Linked DNA regions of Homo sapiens: region 2 is linked to region 1. A link is an interaction called in ENCODE POLR2A ChIA-PET data of the cell type or tissue named here. Cell type or tissue: OCI-LY7. All regions are shown on one strand. Links, peaks and the distances in the headings refer to the core of each region. The heading gives the core; the rest is flanking DNA. Region 1 overlaps MIR3681HG (MIR3681 host gene). Region 2 has its middle 56 kb from the start of MIR4262.

Region 1 (4,392 bases), core at 71-4,070:
GTGTAATTTCATGTGAATGACATTCCAGAAAAGGCAAAAACAGATTGCTGGTTGCCAGGGGCTGTGGGTGGGGGAAAGGTATGAACCACAACGCAGCAGAAAACGTTAGGGATGATGGAGATGTTATTTTTTTTCCCCCTTCCCTTCAGCCTTTATTTCTTTTTTTTTTAAGTTCGGGGATATATGTGCAGGATGTACAGTTTTATTCCACAGGGAAACCTGTGCCATGGTGGTGTGCTGCACCTATCAATCCATCACCTAGGTATCAAGCCCTGCATGCATTAGCTGATGGCAATGTTCTGTATCTTGACTACGATGGTAGTTACAAGTTCTATGCAGTTTTTTTCAAAACTCACATAACTCTAAGCCTAAAAAGGCAGAAATTTACTGTATATAAATTATGCTTCAAGAAAGCTAACTTTAGACCAGGCTCAGTGGCTCACGCCTGTAATCCCAGCACTTTGGGAGGCCGAGGCGGGCGGATCACGAGGTCAGGAGATCGAGATCATCCTGGCTAACACGGTGAAACCCCGTCTCTACGAAAAATACAAAAAAATTAGCCGGGCGTGGTGGCGGGCGCCTGTAGTCCCAGCTATTCGGGAGGCTGAGGCAGGAGAATGGTGTGAACCCGGGAGGCGGGGCTTGCAGTGAGCCGAGATCGCGCCACTGCACTCCAGCCTGGGCGACTGAGCGAGACTCTGTCTCAAAAAAAAAAAAAAAAAAAAAAAAAGGAAGCTAACTTTAAATTAAAAAGTGGATCATTAAACTTTCTGCTGTTATTAAGCTGAGGTTCAGAAAGACGTTAGACGACTGTTATACACACTCCCTTTGCTCATGAAGTATGGACAATATGTCACACAGAAAAAGGCATGTAACACACTGTCCCACTGTCCATGTAATATACCCACCTACCTTGTGTTGGCAATATGGTCACTGAAGCACAGAGATTTTAAGAGATCTATACAAGTCCTCGGCACTAATACTAAGCAACAAAACTGGAACTCAAACCCAGATTTCTCCGGGCTGAGAAATAGTGCGTTTTTTACACCATGGCACTAAGGTGCTGCCGGTGAGGGACTGGAGTGCAGAAATTTTAAATTGTGAATTCACAGAGTAACGTTGAGCTGGTAATGGTGTGTGCATTTAGTTCCGAAGAACCCAACTTGGACTTGGAATCCTACTATGGGCCCCTTCCCTCTGCTCAGAGATCAGTGGGCCACAGGCCTATGAACTGGCCCTGAATCTGGCTATGAAAGAAGCTTCAGATCCTTCACATCCTACCATTCAAGGAAGACAACTTCCAGTTTTCTATCCAAACAGGCCTGGGGGGCCCAGCCAGTCTGCTGAGTTGATGGGCAGCCAAGATTCCATACTGAAATAACAAGGACGTAAACCAAAGTCTGCTGCAGACGAGACCTGCTGGCAGGAGGTGAACAGAGAGCTGCCTTGTCCCAAACACCACCACTCAGCTCACGGCCAGGACAAGAGGCCCCAGGAGGAGACACTGATGGAGACCCTCTGTCTATGCAACTGGGGAGTGATGAGCAATAAGACAGGCTCAAAACAGCCTGTCTGTCGGTGCTGTTTTGGCGTCCTGCAGGAATGTTATTCCCAGCATCCATTTATCCAGCAAGTCATTGATAGAGGGCCTGGAATACACAGTGGTGAAATCAGGCAGGTCCCCGGTCACATTTGGGGCCATGCTCCCTCTTCCTGGAGTGCTACCATGACTCTCTATATAAGTCCTTCAAGTCTTCAAGGAAAGCACCCTCTCTTCTGGAAACCTTTCATCTCACACTTCCTCTCTCACTTCCCCACCCCCAAACAGAATTTGTGGCTCCCACCTTTGCATCTGTCCCACAAGACTGTGACCTTCTCAGATGGCCAAGACTCAGTCTTCCTTATCTCATTACCTTTACTCCTAACTCAGTGCCTGGAATATGGTCAAATTCTAGTGTACATTTTTTTGAATAAATGAGGGAAGAAAGGGAGGCAAGAAAGAGGGATCCCTCTCAACTCCCGTGATAAGGGCCAGCGTAATCAAGGAAGATGAAGTCAACTGCTGGAAAAATTAGGTCCTGGAGGCCACCATACAATGACACTAACTATCTTAGGGAACCATAGATTCTTAGAGGTACATTGAAAATTGAGGAGTGGTCCACAGCAAATCAAAAATAATAATTTCAATAGTTTTTATTCATTAATTTAATAACTTTTTACCAACAGTCCCTTCTGCACCAGGAAAAATTATGTACATTATTCATTAATCATTCCCAAAAACAAATTTGTAGGTATAATTATATTTATCCTAGTGAGGAGGAAACTGAAGCTCATGGAAGTCAAGTAAAAGCCACTATCACACAGCTGCTGAATACAGAACCAGGATTCAAATTCAGGCCTCCATGACTCGGAAGTGTGCTGTTCAGCTGCACTGCTCCTCTCCTCCCAGCCCTTTCCTTCCTTACCATCCCCTTTCCTTCCATTTTCTGCCTCTTTTAAAGGTAATCTTGGGGCATAATACATCTAAATACAGAACAGAACAGAGTCCCCTTATTCTTGAAAGGCAAAAGGCACAGCTTCTTAATTGAAACAAGATAATCCAAACATTTGCTCCACTTCAAGTTTACAAATTCCATTTTGTTGACTTATATTTTCACAAATGGCTGTCATGTCAGTTATTTTATTTTTACAGAAGTTAAGAAAATATGAAGAGAAGAAGTTTTAGAACAAAGTAGCTTACAACATATTTGATTCCTCTCTTATTGGTGTTGTAAGGAAAGCTTAGAGGTTTCCAAGATGAAATTTTCAGGCCATGTAACACCATGCCTCCAGGGACCCTGCCCATGGGCCAGACACTTGGATACCCTGGATCGCTGACAGCCATGACCCTACGACCCTGTTTCTGTGTCTTAAATTCACCTTCCTTACCTCCAACCTTGAGATAATTTTCTAGCAGGCCCCCACCTTGCAAAATCAGAGATAGAAATAAAGGCAGAGGCCTCCCACATTCATCCAGTCACCGCACCAGCAAAGATGCTTTTAACCCAAAATGACCAGAGTCAGTTTTTTCTTCTCTTGAAGAAAGGAGTCTTAATGGATATTAAATCCAGGACCTTGGGTCATCTTTTATATAGAACAAGGGAGGCAATACCCACTCTTGCTGTGCATGTGCATGAGCATGGGGCCCCAACGTGCTCTTCTGACCTAAAGCCCCACTGCTCTCTGATCTTTGGATGTTCTGAAGGGATATGATGTGGTGAGAAGTCAACGGCTCTGGAATCAAAAGAACTGGCTTCTCATGCAGGCTTCAGTATTCCCTTGCATTTAAGACATCTGAAGTTGAGTTCCTTCATCTGCAAAATGACTATAATTCCATCTATCTTTCTACCTCATTGGTTTGCTGAGCTTCACATGTGATTACGTGCATGACAGCCTTTGAAAGCTATCTTGGAGCACCTTCGAGGGCCATTACCACGTCCCTACCTACAGATTCGCTCATAGCACTCAGTCACAATACGTAGACTTCCCTCCACTCTCCTCCAACTAATCGCCTATCTACACATCTCCTCCCTGCCTTCTCCAGGGAGGCTTCGACAATCACCCCAAGCTGTAGCTACCATAGTCTCTTCAAAAGCACCAGGCTCAAATCTAGAAGCCTTTGCTTACCATCTTCCTGTGCCAATACTGTGAATACAGTGATGGGATATACTGTGGATTCCCCCGGAAAAAGCAGACCCTGAGAGCAGGAGTCACATGCAGGTAGTTAATTTTAAAGGAACACTGTCAAGGAGATGAAGAAATGATATGGGGGTGGGAAGGCAGTCAGCAAAGGGCCTGTCCGGGCCTAGCTTCATGGCATGCAACCTGCACAATTCCACAGTGCCCGTGTGCAGAAGGCCTCCTGCTTGATTTAATGCTGTGGGGTCTCTGCTTGAAATTCTCAATGATTTCATCCTTGAACTTTAGTATATGGGCTGTAGAATAAAAGTTGTATAATTTTGGTAATTCCACATGCTAGTTAAATGCTCTCATATTTGCACTTAAAACTGGCATTGCACACTATAAAGATGGAAGATAAAACACATTGCTAATAATTTAAAGTTTTCATTTTCCTCACTTAGAACAACATTAAACAACAATTTTTTTAAATACCATGAAAAATTGAGGGAGAGGCCATGGGAAAAAGGGAAAAATTTTTATTTTAATATTCTTAATAGCACTTTTCCCTTGATTTTTTAAAAAGTGGCCCTACATTTTCACAAATTATGTAGCCAGCCCTGGAAGTGTTACTAAGCCTGGTAATACGGTGAGTGAATGATGCTTAATAAAGCAGGGAAGCTTGGGAAAAGTGATATAGAACACAGGCCTCTGAGCTATCCCACTTGAGGAATG
Region 2 (4,392 bases), core at 299-4,298, 170 kb after region 1:
CCACTCCCATCATTGCCTTATTCCTCATTTACTCCCCCTTCATCCCCCTGCCTATGATATCCACTATCACCGCTTTCTCTGTCTCCTTCCCACCTCCTTACCCTCAGATAACATGTTCAATCCTCTCCCATCCCATGACAGACGCTATAAAGTCCCCACCCAAAGATGCCCACATCCTCATTCCCAGAGCCTGTGCATCTGTTACTTTATATGGAAAAAGGTACTTTGCAGATGGGATTAAATTAGGAAATTGGTGAGATGGGGAGTGTATTAGTCTGTTTTCATGCTGCTGATAAAGACATACCTGAGACTGGGCAATTTATAAAGAAAAAGAGGTTTAATGGACTCACAGTTCCACATGGCTGGGGAGGCCTCACAATCATGGCAGAAGGTGAAAGGCACGTCTTACATGGTGGCAGACAAGAGAGAATGAGAACCAAGCAAAAGGGGAAACCCCTTATAAAACCATCAGATCTCGTGAGACTTATTCACTACCACAAGAACAGTATGGGGGAACCACCCCCATGACTCAATTATATCCCACCATGTCCCTCCCACAACACATGGGAATTATGGGAGCTACAATTCAAGATGAGATTTGGGTGGGGACACAGCCAAACCATATCAGGGAGATTTATCTGGATTAACCAGGTAGGCTCCAGTGTAATCATAAGGATCCTGATAAGAGGGAGGCAGGATGGTCCAAGTCAGAAAAGACGTGATGACAGAAGCAGAGGTGGGAGGGACACAAGGAAGGAACCACGGGCTAAGAAATGCAGGCTGCCTCCGGTAGCTGAAAAGGGAAAGAAAATGGATTCTTCCCTGAGAGCTGTCACAAAGAATGCAGCCATACTGATGCCTTGATTTTAGGGCCTAAGCCCTCCATATCTGTAAGAATAAATTTGTGTTGTTTAAGGCCACCACATTTGTTGCAATTTGTTGCAGCAGCCACAGGAAACAAACATCTGAAGATCACCTCCTTGAATCCAAATCCCTCCTTAGCCCACCATTCCATGACTTTCCCTCCTATCCAAGTTTCTGAAATAATTGTCTGATCTTATTTATACTTCCTCACCTGCCATTTACCCAACTCATTGCTTCCTGTCCCATCCCCATCAACATGGCTTTTATAATTTATTATTTTAAATAACGTATGGCCAAAGACAATGCAAATCAAGTCAAATATTGTTGAAAATGCTCAATAAGTTTATCAAATGGGGCGGCTGGACTGCCACCTACATACTCATGCTTTGAAATCTGTGGCTTCAGACTGGCTCTCCCCATAGCTTCACACTATAGGGGGCACTGCCTGGTGCAAATTTTCACACAGGCACCCAATGGAGCCTCAGACTCAAATTGTCCAAATCAAAAATTTATTTCCACTATCTCCTTCATCTGCCCCTCAAAAACAGCCTTCTAGTGTCTTTCTCAGTTTGAATTACAACAATAAACCAAGTTACTCATGTAAGAAACAAGAATTCCTCTTTAAATTCTTCCCCTCCTTTGGGTACCACATCCCATCAATCTTGCTAGCCTACACCCTAACCATCTCTTAAATCTATACATTTTGGAGGGATTTTGTTGTACTTGTTCTTGTTATTTGGTTTGGGTTTTTTGAGAGAGTCTTATTCTGTCACCTAGGCTGGAGTACAGTGACATGATCATGGCTCACTGCAGCCTTGACCTCCTGGGCTCAAGCGATCCTCCTACCTCAGCCTCCTATGTGTAGCTGGGACTACAGGCATGCACCACCACACCTGGCTAACTTTGTTTTTGTTTTGTTTTTTCGTGTAGATAGGATTTTGCCATGTTGCCCAGGCTGGTCTCAAACTTCTGAACTCAAGCAATCCACCAGTCTCAGCCTCCCAGAGTGCTGGGATTACAGGCATGAGCCACCGCGCCTGGACCATTTTTTTCCATTACCTATTTTATTTGAAGTCACCATTATTTCTTGGAATTACTTCTTAATTTGTCTTATTGCTTCCATGTGCATTGATCTGTTATCCCCATGGCAACCAGAGTGGTTAACGTAAGATGCAAGTCTATCTACTCCTCAGCTGATAACTTTCAGTGACTTCCCAGATGAGGCAAAGCAAGCTGTGTGGCTTAACATGGGCCTCAGTAACTTAATACCTACCTACTGCTCCAGCCCCACTTAACTTCAGACACTGCCTCAAACTCCGTGTACCATCAACCCTGCATATACCAAGCTAATCCTTACTTCCATATCTTTTGCTCTTGTTGGTTCATGTCCTTCTAACTTTCTTTTTGCAATCACTCATCCTTCAAGCCTCAACTCAAGCATTACCTCCTAAAGAAAACTTTTCTAGACTGTCCAGGGCCAGAGTTAGGTTCACTCCTTTAGACTCCCAGAATGTGTTTGCCAGCACTTGGCCCAGTGCCCATTCACCCCATTTTGATAAACTCATTGAACATTTTCAACAATATTTGACTTGATTTGCATTGTCAAATATGTACTGATTTGCATTGTCGAATATTGTCAAATATGTACTGTCAACAAACATTAATGAGACTGTAGGCATTAATGGTTTGTTGGGTGAATAAATGAATACACACAGTCAATTATAGTCAATCGGTACAATAATGGAGGTGAGAAAAGGATGCTATAGGAGCACAGTGGAGGGGCACCTTGTTCTCCTGGAGAGTCAAGGAAGGTTCTGTGAGAAGGAAGCAGCAAAGCCAAGCATGGCAGGTGACCTGGAGGGAGAGGAGAAATCGTGTTCCAGGCAGATAAGCAGAGATAGCTTCATGACTGCATCATCGGTGAGTTGCATGGGGCCCCTCACTTGCTGTAGGGCTCTGCTGTCACTGTCTTGAAGTTCTTAATTTTTGAATATGGAGACCTGCATTTTCACTTTGCAGTAAAGGTCCCAACTTAGGTAGCCAATTGTGCAGATGAGACCCCTTGTCCAGAGACAAAGGGACCTGGAGAAAGAGCTCAGCAGGAGACCTGAAAGTAGCCCTGGTCTGACCGCTCCCCTGGGCCACTCTCAACCACAGTAAGAATGCAACTGCCTTCCCCTGTGCATCTTGATCTATTTATAAATGTTTAGAGTTGAGGAGGAAAACACCAAATCCACATTTCCAAGACTTTTTCTACTCAATACTTAAATGTGCATATGATGGGCAAATCAAATCCATCTGCTCCAGATTCATTTGCACTTTGTTCATGAGAATGGCCCCCTGCTCCCTCCCCATGAGGCTATCTTGTATCCAAGAAGTCATCTAAGCTCTCTTGGAGCTTTTGGGTTTAAAGAAAAGGGTTTTGCAAAATCTTAATTTGACTCAAGAAAACTGAATTTAAACCTCAAAAGGTCTGATTATATCTTGCTACTCTAAATCCTCCAGTTCAAGATGAGGACTCACCCCAGTATCCTTGTGTGGCAGGCACAGTCCCCCAAGGAGGGACATTTCCTCCTAAGACACAGTGCCTTGGTTGTACATTAAGAGCTGGAAACTCAGAGGAAATCTCTCTGCTGCTTGAGGAAAAAAAAAAAAGCGCCTCTTGCTCACACCACTGTATTTAGAATCACAAATCTTTAGAACTAAAAGGGATAATTGAGATCATCTACAATAAAAACCACCATCTGTACAGCACTTTACACTTGATAAATCACTTTCACATTCATTTTCTTATCTAATCCCTGCAGCTATTTTGTAAGAAGAGGAGAACTGTTATCATCACCTTCAATTCTGTAGCTAAGGCAGATGAGGCCCAGAAAGGCTATGCGGATCCCCCAAGCTCACACAGCTAAGAGTAGCAATGCCAGGACTCAGACTCAGCCCTTGACACTCCACCGTGAGGGTTTGACCTCAACCCCACCCACCTCTTCTCAGGGACAAACAAAGCTAGCATCGTCCAGGCTCTCACCAGCCTCGCCAGGAGTCACTCGCAGGGCAGGGTGACAGCCACACGCCCACCTCCCTGCCTGGCACCCTTTCTACTCCTCTCAGTGATCCTTGTCTCCCTTTACTAAAACAAGTCAGGAAAGAAAGAGGCTGATCTCTTCTCATTCCATTCAAAGAAATGATTTCATTGCTTCTGACATTGCGTTACCCACTCCTCTGAAACACCCAGAAACAGAGCTATTCACTTCAACATATTCCATTTTTCAAATCCTCACAACAACCTGGCAACATCAATATTTTGCAACCCATTTTCCTCAGGGAGAAAACTGAGGTTCTGGGAGGATAAGTCATAGGCCCCTATGAGATCAATGGTAAATAGCCAGCAGTGCCAAGACTGCAACCCAGGCTTTTTGGCGTTGAGCCTAAAGATGCTTCCACTAAGTCACATTGATAGCATTTGGCTACAATCCCATGAAGACAACCAGAGGCAGAAAATGGAGCTAATACAGGAGAAAGAGGAGA

Evidence for each region. Peaks named below come from ENCODE experiments on the same cell type or tissue, not always from the same donor. Only the 100,000 strongest peaks of a DNase experiment are listed, where the experiment ranks them.
Region 2: POLR2A ChIA-PET joins it to region 1 with 7 read pairs; 2 of 35 experiments call an interaction of 5 or more read pairs at or near these places.

What each region holds. Positions count from the first base shown.
Region 1 is chr2:12,064,598-12,068,989 of GRCh38, reverse strand. All of the region lies in intron 2 of MIR3681HG (MIR3681 host gene), which reads right to left. Among named protein-coding and RNA genes, the nearest start is that of MIR3681HG, 60 kb to the right of the region's middle. In OCI-LY7, for the core only: no CTCF peak of the experiment used is centred there; a DNase peak (open chromatin) is centred at 1,790.
Region 2 is chr2:11,890,561-11,894,952 of GRCh38, reverse strand. No RefSeq gene overlaps it. Among named protein-coding and RNA genes, the nearest start is that of MIR4262, 56 kb to the right of the region's middle. In OCI-LY7, for the core only: no CTCF peak of the experiment used is centred there; no DNase peak of the experiment used is centred there.